Linked DNA regions of Homo sapiens: regions 1, 3 and 4 are each linked to region 2. A link is a contact called in ENCODE Hi-C or POLR2A ChIA-PET data. All regions are on one chromosome and are shown on one strand. The core of a region is the stretch at or near the end of the contact, and the rest is flanking DNA. Distances in the headings are between cores, read along the strand shown.

Region 1 (3,143 bases), core at 461-2,960, 520 kb before region 2:
TCATGGAAACACTTTTAAAGGATAGCATTCTGTTATTCCTATTAAGGCAAATTGTCCTACAACTCTCTCGTAGGCAATGAAGGCATCAATACATAATAGAAAATCAGAATCACCTGAATTAATAATCATGGCTCGGAGTCATCAAGAAAAAAGCAAGTTATGTTTGGTTTAAGAGAGTACATAGAAATAGTTTAAATCAAAATATCTTATTTTAAAACAAAAATTTTTCCTAATGAGCAAACAAAAGGAGCATACTTTCTGGAAATCCTATAATATGAAGTAGCACTTTTTTCAGTATTTAAAATAAATGTGTTTTCACTGTACATACATGGTTTTGTTTGTTTGGACATTGTGCTGATTTTATGTAAACGTTATTTTCTTAAAATATTTTTTCCACTCTAATAATTTTATTTTGGTCTGCATTCCAATTAGACATACATTTTTTCCATAAAAAATTAAAATGAAATAAAACCAAAATGATAAGAGAACATAAAAATTTCAAATAATAGGCTTGAGCTTTGGAGCCAACAAAATAAAACAGTTATGCCTTTCTTACTCCTTTTAGTTACTGGAGAGTTTTTGTTCTTTTATTCAAATTGTGTGAAAGTCTCACCTGAGTAAAGGTTTGCACAGATGAGTGGAGAAAGGGTCAGCTCTTTCTGGCAAGGATCAGAAGTCAACCTAAAGGCAATTTGATCTTTAAGCCAAACCCGGATACATGAGAAACCTATGACAAATGGGAAATCTACTGAGAACTTGCTGGCTGTTTGCCATTCTCTGAACAAGACTAAAGATGGCAGGAGCATAAACAATGGAAGCAAAAGATTGAAGAACAAAAACATTTGAATAAAATCCCTTCATACTATCTTCATTCATGCAAAACAACAGGAACCCTTCCCTCCAATGCTTTAAGACCTTCCATAAGGTAGATGCCATCACCACCTACTCCCTTGGAATCCTCCAGTTTCCAGTATTCTTCAGGTGTCTTATCAATTATCATAATTTTTGCCCACTAAAGTTATTAGCTCCATAAAGCAAAGGACTGAGTCTCTGTCAGCCGCATTTATATATACCCATGACTTGCCTAGCACAGGGCCTGGCAAACAATAGACACTCATTTGGACATTGGATGGATAGATAAATGGAAGAAGGAAGGAAGGGAGGGAGGGAGAGAGAAAGCAAGAAAGGAATTTGGAGGAGGGTATGATTAGGCATATAATAGGCAAAGGAAATTTAACCAAAAAGTTATCTTTATCTCTTACTCTCTTCAACCTAACTTTTATTCTCTGAAAACATTGGGGTTCCTTGGGAAGAAAAGGAGAGAAAATGTAAAGAGGAAATAGCAGAAAACTGTAATGAGATGCAATTGAAGCTATGGAAAAGGTTGACCAAATTAGGTTCTCTAATCTTCATCCCTACGCACACACATACACATACACACACACACACACACACACACACACACACACACACACACGCCGTTCTAATATATATATATAGCTGTCCAACACGGGCCAGACATTGGCCCCTAAGAAGAGTTACCCTGAATAGACTGTGTGAATTAGCTAATAGTCAATAATATGAAAACTTCAGACAAGTCTGACAATAAGCCCACTGAAGGGACTTTCCTGTGTGGTAAGGCAAGGCCCAGAGACCACACTTGAGGTGAATGAATTTGCATTATGCTTCACTTTCCCTCTAACTCTGTAGTGCTCTGGTTGAAGAGTAATAACAAGCCTACAGCCTGGACAAGAAAAGCAGAAAAAGGAGGTAAAGAGGCCCAGCTTATCCAGAAACTGAGCAATACACCTGTAAGAACATTGAGTAAACCACAACTTTGCAACTCATTTCCTTAACTAGGAACATAAAGTTCAACAAAAAGCCACAGAAAGAGATGAACAGAAGAATGATGCAACATGCGATAGACATTAAGGCTGCTTACTGGTGTTTCTTGTTCTCTTCTTCTAGGCTCAAGGAGGACAGCTTCCTCCCCAATCTACTGAAGTTAGGTGTGGTCATATGATTTTCCATGTCAGTAAAATGTGAGTGGAAGTGACAGGGGTCACTTCCAGGTGAAACATTTAAAAACTAGTGAGAGATTCTCCATGATCCTTTTCCCTTCTGCCACCATGATCGACAGTTTTCCAAATGATGGTGCGTTCACACTCTGGGTCCTGGAGTGAGGATGATATGCAGTGGGAGTTAGCTAACTACAGCCTGTGGTCACCTGTTTTTGTAAATAAAGCTTCATTGGAACATAGCCGTACCCATTTGTCTATGCATACTTTGAAATGACAATGGCAAAACTGAGTCGTTACAACAGGGACCATATAGCCTAAAAGCCTATTCACTAAGTGGCCTTTTAAGAAAACATTTGCAGACTCCTTATATAGACCCTGATCCCCCAGCCCCGCTTACTTCAAGTGGATATGTAGGTTGAAGGGGAAGACAAGCCTTTGTTACTCTATACCAACAAAAATTGGGGGCTTTTTGGTTACTTGTATATAACTTAGGTTATTCTGACTGACACAAAACTCTTTAAAAATCACTTAAATTGTATGCATGCTATTAATAGAAATATTCTTCAAGAACTAGTGAAAACAACTAGGATAGTACTAAACACAGAGCAAGTTCTTGGGTAGTAAGTTTTCCTTTTCTTGGTTCGATATCATCACAGACGAGGGGTGCAGACCACAGGTGCAATCAGGAATGGGCTATGTGGCAGCTCCCTCAGAATGCATTGCCACTGCTACTATAGCAGTAGCTTTTCAACAATTTTAAAAGAAGATATTGACATGGCAGTTATTAAGATGGTTCACGCCTGTAATCCCAGCACTTTGGGAGGCCGAGGCAGGTGGATCGTGAGGTCAGAAGATAGAGACCATCCTGGCTAACTCAGTGAAACCCAGTCTCTACTAAAAATACAAAAAATTAGACAGGCATAGTGCTGGGTGCCTATAGTCCCAGCTATTTGGGAGGCTGAGGCAGGAGAATGGCTTGAACCCAGGAGGCAGAACTTACAGTGAGCCAAGATCGCGCCACTGCACTCCAGCCTGGGTGACAGAGTGAGACTCCGTCTCAAAAAAAAAAAAAAAAAAAAAAAAAAAAAAAAAAAAGATGGTTAAAAGACATTAGAAGAGGCT
Region 2 (2,899 bases), core at 51-2,550:
TGTGTAGATAAGCCAGGTAAGCAGGGGCAGTGAGTTTGGAGCTTGGGGTAAAATCAAGGCTGGAGACCCAGATTAGAGGGTTATCAGTTCATCAGCAGAATCTGAGTGGAGTGCACCAATCAGAATCCCCATGAGCCCCAATGCCTCAATACTGTTTCTGGAAGAACTTGCAGGAGAAAGGTATGATCTAGGCATTTCACATTAGGAACCAGCTGTGTGATCTCAGGCAAAAAAGTAAACCTCATTATTTCCAGTGATCCAAATTTTTAAATTAGGATTACACCACCTGTGTATCTGCCCACTGGAAGTTTGTGGGGATTAAATAAAGTAACGCAAATAAGTGAACCTTGGAAAAGTACACATTGCCATACAAATACCTGGTGGCACTAAAGTCAGGATTATTCAACCATGAGAATACTGAAAAAGCTGGATGGGGGAACCTCAAACTCTACATGTGAAAGTTGCTAGAAAATGGACACTATTCCACCATTAATAAAGATAAATAAAAGCCTAAAATAAGTAATAAATAACAATTATCCAAAGTAATCAGTGATCTCTCTGCAACTGAGCACATTAGTCATTATTTACTCCTACAGTCTTGACAGTTCACTGTGGATGGAAAAACTACAAAATCGAGTAGCTATCACTGCATGTCACATAAAGTAGATTTAAGGTCCCCAAAATATATGACTTAGAAATAAAAGTAAGAACATTCCCAAGAAACTGGTCTCTTTCACATTATGTGTGGTGCACAATTTCGTTATGTCTCGTAAGCTTGTTTCCCAGGCACCAGCTAGCTGCACCATACTATGAGCAATCTATCTCCATGTCATATTTTTGGCTGATGCCATTAATCACAGTGTTTCCTTGCTGACGAGACTCTGGGTCTGATCACTGAGAAAATAAAAGCTATGGGACGGAGGCTGGTGCATGACCTAATTACTCTCATCCCATTGGTCTCCATCCCCATGCCTCCTCATCCTTTCTGCCGAACACTAGCAAGCTGCTTTAAAGCCACTGCTTAGCTGTCTCTAGATGACTTGTTACAGCAGATGTTCTCAACCCCACATGTGCATTTTCCTTTTTTCTAATCACACTTTCTGTATGAATAGCATATTGTAATGCTTCTGTTTTTTCTGATCCAGAGGGGAAGAGTCTACGTCAAATTAGACCAGCTTTCTTTTCAACAAGCTTAGTAGCAGCGTAGGTGGATATTCTGAACCTCTTTCCTCCCCCTTCCTTGCTCTCCCACCCCCACCTTGCTGGAACTGCTAGCAGATGTTTCCTTTAGGTCTTTCTTCTTCAAGCCCCAGTTCTCTGACTTCCTGGGCTCTATTAACAAACCTCATTTCTTTCATCCACTTATCTCTGAATGCTTTGCACCTCTGACTCCCACAGGGTCAAGAATGCTGTCATTTCCCATCTCTGCCCAGTCTCCAGCAATTTCAGCGAATGAAGAAAACTCAAATGAGAAATAGCACTCAGTCCAGTTAGTCAGCTGCCATCACCAGGTCTGAGACTGTAGCTTTATATATCCTTCCTCCCTTCTAAGATGTTACTTATAACATTGGAGTTAATAACAAATTTGTTCATGGAACTGAATGTGTTCTTAATGAAAAAGAAAGGTTACCAATTGAATTCACTTTTAACTAACATTTAAAAAAATTTAGGAGAAGACAAGAGAGCCAGGGACTTTGGCTCTTGATTTTTCATCCCCTTGAATGAGCTGTCAAGCCACCTTAAATATGTTCTTTCATAGGTAGGACATAAGGAAATCAAACTAATTTTTCTGATTTACTCTGTGTATCTTCCCAACACAAGGTTTTTACTCATAAACAATCAGCATATCAAATGAAAATTTCTTATATTTAAATATTTTGTAATTTACATTGTTAAATTTTCTACTCAAAACTTGTAACTGTTTACTACATAACATTTCTTGGATTAGAAAATAATAACTGCCACCATCCACCCTTTTCAAAGACTACCAGTCCTGCACACATTTCGCCCTTCACACGGTACTAGGAGGAAAGGTATAACCCCAATAGTGTTTTTTTCACAGGTAAGATGCTTTGTGAATAATCATTAGCACCTAGGAAGGTGGTACTGCTTTGACATTCAGGAATCAGACATAGATAGGAAGCCCCGGCTCTGCTACTGGATAGCAGTTTGGCAACACAGGTGAAGATACTGAGCCTGTCTGGGTCTCTCCTTGGCTGTAAAATGGAAATCATAAAGCCTCCACATAGGTTAGACAAGAATGTTTGTGATAATGAATTCCAAATGTCTAGTAGGGACTGACACAAAATAAAAGCAATACAAAGTAGCGATTTTTACAATTGCCCCAGAATGAGAAGATTTAATTAGATCTAATTCAAAAGATAAGTAAGAATAAACAAAATCTATTTTCATTTCAGCTGAAAGTGGACTCACAGAGGGCTGTGTTCCAGTGGACATGTTATTCATTCCGTCTAAGCAGAAGGATTCCAACCTCACTTACTAACTAGCTGAAGAAACGTTTCCCTAGAGATTTCATTCCAAATGGTAGGTTCCTTAAGGCACACCTAAGCTAGCAGGCGATCTTTTTCTCCATGTCCATCTCATATATTCTAGGAATTAAAGTTCAAAATCTGTTTTTTAATGTTTAACATACCCTGTAAGGAGGAACACTATTTAAGGACAACAGATTATCTTGATTACTTCTATGCAATGTGTATACTGCTATTTTTTTTTTAAATCAAATAAGTAACTATCCTTTAAGGGGGAACAACCTACTACATAAATAAGAGCTTTCCAGGTAGAAAAATCAGACAAGTCAATGAATTATAACTTCATTCCACCCAAGCCTTCATGTATAGATCAGGAAAACACAGTATTTAGGAACGAAAGATCTTACTGA
Region 3 (2,943 bases), core at 344-2,843, 520 kb after region 2:
GCAATTCATGGAAGCCTCTTTCCACTATGTATATTTTAGAAAAAAAAGTTTAATTTAATGATGTCTAATAATCCAGAGAACTATGTTGAAACTCTGGTTTTGGCCCTAAAAATTTGGGGAGCTTTAAAAAATATTCCAGTCTCTTAGAGACAATTTGCTTATCTATAAATCAAGGATTTTCTAATGAATCATCTAAGACCAAATATAAAGTTACACTTAGCGTTCTTCATCTGTAAGTACTCGATTAGATTTCATTTAAAGCAAGTATGACTAGACTTTCACGTAAATGTAAATAAGAAAATGTCACTTATATTATGAATTAAAAGTTACTTATCCATGCAATTCTTATACTTTATCTGTCTTGGAATCTTTCAAACATTTATTATCCCTCATACTGAAATCCTTTTATAGTTAATATTTAGTATCTGTCTTTAATTTTTCAAAGTTTCTTCTTTTTTAAAAAAAAATCGCAAATTGAGAAAGAGAGCTAATTACTTAAAACATTTTGCCTTAATATCACTTTCCTGAATCAGTGTAGGTCAAAAGTCTAGTCATACTTTCATTAAATGGGAAAGAATTATATCCCAATATTCCAATTTGTTTCCCATTCCAAAAGCTAAAACATGAGTTTCATTTAGTCATGTTTTATAAACCTCATGGGAGAAAATAAATTTTAAAGTCTACCCTTTTAGCACAGATAAGCTATGCAATTTTCATAAGAACAATAAACAAAAGGCCAAGAGACTAATATTTGGGTTTGGCATTTTGAAGTAGGGATCACGAAAGAGAAACATGGACGAATATTACTATGACCATGGTTAAAAAAAAAATCTTATTCTAAGCCTAGTGCCATCCAGACAGGTAGGAAAATTAGATAGGAGTAGAGTTTGGGGATATTAGAACAATGTCCAATAGCAGCCCATAAAATGACCATGTTATTTACCTATTCTGAGACCATTAAATATGTAGTTGTTTGCAAAGCAACTTAATTTAAGAAATAGAAAGAAAAGATCAAAATAACCTAAGATTGAAAGTCACATCAAAACTAGATCCATGAAAACCTCAGCTAGGTCGTGATTGTCCCTCTTAAAATGCTCATAACTTATATCTTCAAAAATGAACTTCCCCTGCCTGTATCTAAAGAAATGTTTCAACTCTACACTGAAATACTAAAAGAAAGTATTTGGTAACGTTTTATTGGCAATGACATTTTAAACTCATAAAATTGCTTTCAATTTGGCATTGGCAAATTCTAGTTCATAATAGCTTAATGTTTTCAGATACAAAGACAGCAGTTTCAAAAGTTAAAAGAACAGAAATTTAGAAAGGGCCAACAATGGCTCTTAAGAATGGATTGTTGCAACTTGTCTTTTCACATACTTTCTTCATTGGCTTCCATGTATGCCAAAAGACTGGTTTTGTGAGTCAATGAATTCAGCCTTTTTTCTTAAAGTGATCTCTCAGAGATCACAGAGCTACTGGCAAGCTCTGTTAGTTTACATCATGTTGGCTAGAAGAATGTGGTTACGAAGCAGTCATCAGCCAAGGACCTTAGGGACGAGAGAACTTGGAACACTGAGCTTCACAAAACAAAGGGAGCTCAAAGAAATGAGTCTCACTCACAGCCAAGTATGACAGAACCACAACACTCTAGCAGTCCGCATCCCAAGTTGAAGTAGGGCATGTCCTGAATTCAGGGAAGAAAACCAAAAATCCCCAGAAATTGAGTCTGAAGAGTTTAACTCATAACCAGAGAGTAGATGTTTTATATTCACAAAATAATCATTGTAAGTGATTATATAGACGGTGAGAATACAAAGGCTCAGCACAACAGTACTCATCAACCCAGAACTCAAGTGAGCCTCCTGGGGGACTTTGCCCTTCTGCTCCACCACTGTCACCATGCCCATATAACAAATACTGGAGGCAGGTCCAAGTGCCTGGGACCCTTAGGCAGTTATGGCACCAATATAATTTGTACCTAGTTGGGTGGAGGCCAGTCGCTACTAATCATAACTTTCCTTTACAGGGAGAAAGGCAAGTGCCTAATCCCAGCTCAGACCTCCTACCTTGTCTAGTTCCCTACGCCCTTCTGCATTTTCTCAGCTTTGGTGACTCCCACAATTATCCTGCATCACAGCCCCTTCCACTGCAGCCTTTGGAATCCTAATCCCTTGCTAATCAACTTCCTGCATCCTCATCCTGTCTTAGAAGTCTCTTCACCTCCAGGCCCTACAGGAATCCTGGGCCTCCCCTGAGGATAGCCCTTCTCCTGCAGCCTTCTCTCCAAATGGATAGCAACAGAAATTCTCCTGCCCACTCCCAACTCCAAACAGGGATGTTTCCCCTGCTTCTGTGAGGCTTCTGCCCTGTGATCATATCTGTTCTGCCTCATCACTTTTAGATCTGCCTCTTATGCATGCTCTGCCATTCAGGGAGAACTTTGGGACCTGGGTCCACTATTTCTCTGCACCACAAAGTCTGCATAATGCCAAGATGATGATAGCCAGGGAGAACAGAATCAAAAAAGAAAAAAATCTCTTAAATGATAACGTGATACTATGAATCCCCTCAGGAATTTACAATTTAATCAATATCATTAAAAGTAATGTAAGTACAGCTTGTTTATGGCAAAATTCATTTAAAGTATATAAATATTTACATAGAATCTATATATAAATTCTTACCATTTCCTATTCAATAGGTGAAACACACTGTTAAATTTACTTCAAATTTGTTAATGTGAGAAATACGTCACCAATTTTTTAAATGAAACTGCTTGCTTGAGAGGTCTGCATACACTGAAATATAGACTGAATTTTACTTCTGCTAAAAACACCCTGCTTTTGTAGCAGGACAAGCCGCAGACAAAACCTCTCAGACACTGAGTTGTATAAGGAAGGGCTTTATTCAGCTGGGAGCATTGGCAAGCTACTGCCTTAA
Region 4 (3,249 bases), core at 177-2,676, 730 kb after region 2:
TGTTTTCTTATAATCTGATAAAGTAGGTGTGCCACTTGTTTATACCAACAGGGTAAGAAAAAAGACTTGCGGAATGTTTCTTTGAGAAATACCTGATCTGGATTGTATCTCTTTCCTTCTCTTTCTCCTTCTCTTGCCTTCCCACTGACAGGGATTCCCCAACCTTGATGTTCATTTTACTACTACATCTTCACTTGACCTGTCTGGCTCAACATACATCCTCATCTCTTTCAACTATCAGCTTGACTTCTTTTCTCTCTGACAATGTTTTCATGTTGGCAATACCCTTGCAGGCTTCATTCATTCATTCAATCAATATCATAAACAATAAACAAACAAAAGATGCAGCTTAGTGGTTAAGAGGTGGACTCCAATGCCAGACAGCTTAAGTTTGTATCTTGGTTCTACCAGCTGTTAGCCATTAGAACTTGGGAAAATCACTTAACTTACGTGCATCAATTTCCTCATCTGTAAAAATGAGGTGATATTGATACTGTACTAACAATATCACCTCATAGATTGTTGGGAGAAATGAATGAATCAATATATCTAAAAGTCTTTGTTTTTTTTTTTTTTTTTTTTTTTTTGAGATGGAGTTTCACTCTTGTCACCCAGGCTGGAGTGCAATGGTGCAATCTGGGCTCACTGCAACTTCCGCCTCCAAGGTTCAAGAGATTCTCCTGCCTCAGCCTCCTGAGTAGCTGGGATTACAGGCATGCACCACCATGCCTGGCTAATTTTGTATTTTCAGCAGAGACAGGGTTTCACCATGTTGGCCAGGCTGGTCTCAAACTCCTGACCTAGGTGATCTGCCCATCTTGGCCTCCCAAAGTGCTGGGATTACAGGTGTGAGCCACCATGCCCGGCCTATATCTAAAAGTCTTATAACAGTGCTCAATATGTACTAAGAATCATATAACTGTCAGCTGATTTTATTATTAATCTTATTATTATCATTATTTGAGCACCTATATGCCAACCACTCTACTACATATTCGGATTATATTAGTGAACTCGACGGACAAGGCCTTGAGTAAAGCCCTTTTAGATGCAGCCTGTCCCCACTTTCCCTATTGCAGACTTGTAAGTGGGCCCTGAACAAAAATCTGGCCAGGGATGTTATCACATTTAACAATAGGCACCAAAATTACTAAACCAGCAAGAAAAGACACAATCCCTACAACTGGCATAGATAACAAAAGCCACCTGACCTCCTATTTTTAATTTCTGTTGATATTACCATAATCTTGTTCTGTTTTGTTTAACTCTAGTTCTCACTTCCCCCTTTCCATCACTACAGTCTGCAATTTTCAAGTCCTAAATGAGTGTAACTGAAAGTAACTTATTTACAAAGAAGATTCATGATCATTATAGTTATATAAGAACCAATTCATTAAATAGCCAAAATAAAAAGGAAACACCCTCAGACTATACATTCAAAGTTATCGAAGATGTGATCAAAAAATAAGTAGAAGTTCTTAAAAGGATACGTCACATGTAATTCTCCTACAGTTGCACACAGTAAGTGCAGTAGAAGTATCCTGTTTCAAAATGATCATAAAAGCAACTGTAACAGAATATTTTTAGATATTGAAACGTTGATCTTTTTACTCCCCATTGTTAACTTTCTTTTACCATTTCTCCTAATTTATAAATATTGTTCTCATATAGGAGAACAGATAAAACCTAAAATAAAAGAGCTAAATTCTTGCTTAGAATTCCAAAATAAGATCTTCATAATATGACTTCTATTTCTAAGATCTAGGTACTCATTCAAGGAGAAAAAAAAAATGATATGATTTTGTTTCAGTTCCAAAAAGGTCTGGTTTGGAAGACTGGAAGCTCAAGCTGTGTGAAGTACCATTGACCAGCTTAAGGCAGGAGACGAAATAAGCCCCTTTCTTGTATAGGGGAGGAAAAACTTTCTTCTACCCTCTTAGGTTCTGTGGCTGGGCCTGAGAATTAAACTAACATAAGACAGAGTAACAGGGAAAAAGCATACAAGTTTTATTTAATATTTTTACATGCATGGGAGCCCTCATAAGGAAAATGAATGTCTGAAAAAGCAGTTAGGCTCAAAAGTGTGTATACCTTTTAAAACAAAGAATGATAAATTGTGAGGATACAAGACAAAGGGTATTAGGCTAGGGGCAGTACATTGTGAGGCAGTGACCAGGAAATATATGGGGGAAACCAGTGGAAGATAAGGATTGTTTTCAGTTTGTGTAGTTTGTTTGTTTAGTTCTCTTTTGGCAGTAACTCCCAGTCTCCAGTGTTAAGAATGTTCTTCTATTCCTGGTTCAGGAAGAACACTTTTCTCATGGGAAATTTTATAACCTGCTTTTAGATAAGAACATTTGAGAGGTCACAGAGTTCTTCCTGCATTTGCTATTTCTCGAGTGCCTTCAGCTCAAAATAATTCTTATGCCAGAGTGACATATTTTGGGGTGGCATATTCTGATCTCCTATACTTGCCTTCAGCAAATGCTATTCTAAAACGAAGATGAGCTAAATGATTCTCTAACTTTAGACTTTTAGGTATTGGAAGAGTGAAGAAATATTTTTAGGACAATGAAAATAGGTAATGGCTATTGTGTTGACCCATACCTCTACTTCCTTATTTGAAAGCTTTAGATTTGGCTTTCAAAGTACTTAAAGCATTTACCAACTGATGAAAGGGAAGAAAACAGTGCCACAAAGATACTGAAGAGGAAGATTCAGCTGGGCGCAGTGGCTTACATCTATAATCCCAGCACTTTGGAAGGCCAAGGTGGGCGGATTACTTGGTGTCAGGAGTTCGAGACCAGCCCTGGCCAACATGGTGAAACCCCGTCTCTACCAAAAATACAAAAATTAGCCGGGTGCGCTGGCACATGCCTGTAATCCCAGCTACTTGGGAGGCTGAGGCAGGAGTATTGCTTGAACCTGGGAGGTGGAGGTTGCAGTGAGCCAAGATCGCATCATTGCACTCCAGCCTGGGGGAAGATGCAAGACTCTGTCTCAAAAAAAAAAAAAAAAAAAAAAAAAGGAGGATTCAGAGAACTAAACTAAGGTTTCTTCTATTGAAGTAGAGGGAAAAAACCTAATACTGGTACTAGGAAGTCTGATTTGATTGTCACAACAGAATGGTGGAAGAGGTCTGAGGTAATACCTCCAAACCCAACCCCAAAACTTCCCTTATCTCCAGGAAAGTGCAGAAACGATCCAGAAAAATTCCCCATATTCTGCTACTACCCCCACCCCAACCCT

Evidence for each region. A loop is a pair of places that touch in the nucleus more often than their neighbours do. ChIA-PET counts read pairs that join two places held with the same protein, here RNA polymerase II (POLR2A). Pooled maps may share reads with other maps.
Region 1: a loop to region 2 is called in a pooled map, with 6 times the contacts of the local background. The contact joins two enhancer-like sites. A Hi-C loop is called at or near these places in 2 of 37 single-sample maps with no recorded cell type and 5 of 50 pooled maps. POLR2A ChIA-PET finds 5 or more read pairs at or near these places in 1 of 52 experiments (GM12878).
Region 3: a map with no recorded cell type shows a loop between it and region 2 (5-fold over the local background). The contact joins two enhancer-like sites. A Hi-C loop is called at or near these places in 3 of 37 single-sample maps with no recorded cell type and 3 of 50 pooled maps.
Region 4: a pooled map shows a loop between it and region 2 (7-fold over the local background). The contact joins two enhancer-like sites. A Hi-C loop is called at or near these places in 5 of 37 single-sample maps with no recorded cell type and 4 of 50 pooled maps.

What each region holds. Positions count from the first base shown.
Region 1 is chr2:191,192,823-191,195,965 of GRCh38, reverse strand. All of the region lies in intron 1 of LOC105373804 (a long non-coding RNA gene), which reads right to left. Among named protein-coding and RNA genes, the nearest start is that of STAT4, 43 kb to the right of the region's middle. Within about 2 kb of position 1,710, at least 4 of the 41 ENCODE cell types and tissues checked have a DNase peak (open chromatin) inside an H3K27ac peak, as active enhancers do.
Region 2 is chr2:190,677,037-190,679,935 of GRCh38, reverse strand. All of the region lies in intron 6 of NAB1 (NGFI-A binding protein 1), which reads right to left. Among named protein-coding and RNA genes, the nearest start is that of NAB1, 29 kb to the right of the region's middle. RefSeq lists an enhancer at 1,149-1,198. Within about 2 kb of position 1,300, at least 4 of the 41 ENCODE cell types and tissues checked have a DNase peak (open chromatin) inside an H3K27ac peak, as active enhancers do.
Region 3 is chr2:190,158,226-190,161,168 of GRCh38, reverse strand. It overlaps a transcript of AKAP19 not described here. Among named protein-coding and RNA genes, the nearest start is that of AKAP19, 21 kb to the left of the region's middle. Within about 2 kb of position 1,593, at least 7 of the 41 ENCODE cell types and tissues checked have a DNase peak (open chromatin) inside an H3K27ac peak, as active enhancers do.
Region 4 is chr2:189,950,973-189,954,221 of GRCh38, reverse strand. It overlaps a transcript of AKAP19 not described here. Among named protein-coding and RNA genes, the nearest start is that of MSTN, 110 kb to the left of the region's middle. RefSeq lists an enhancer at 1,003-1,072. Within about 2 kb of position 1,426, at least 3 of the 41 ENCODE cell types and tissues checked have a DNase peak (open chromatin) inside an H3K27ac peak, as active enhancers do.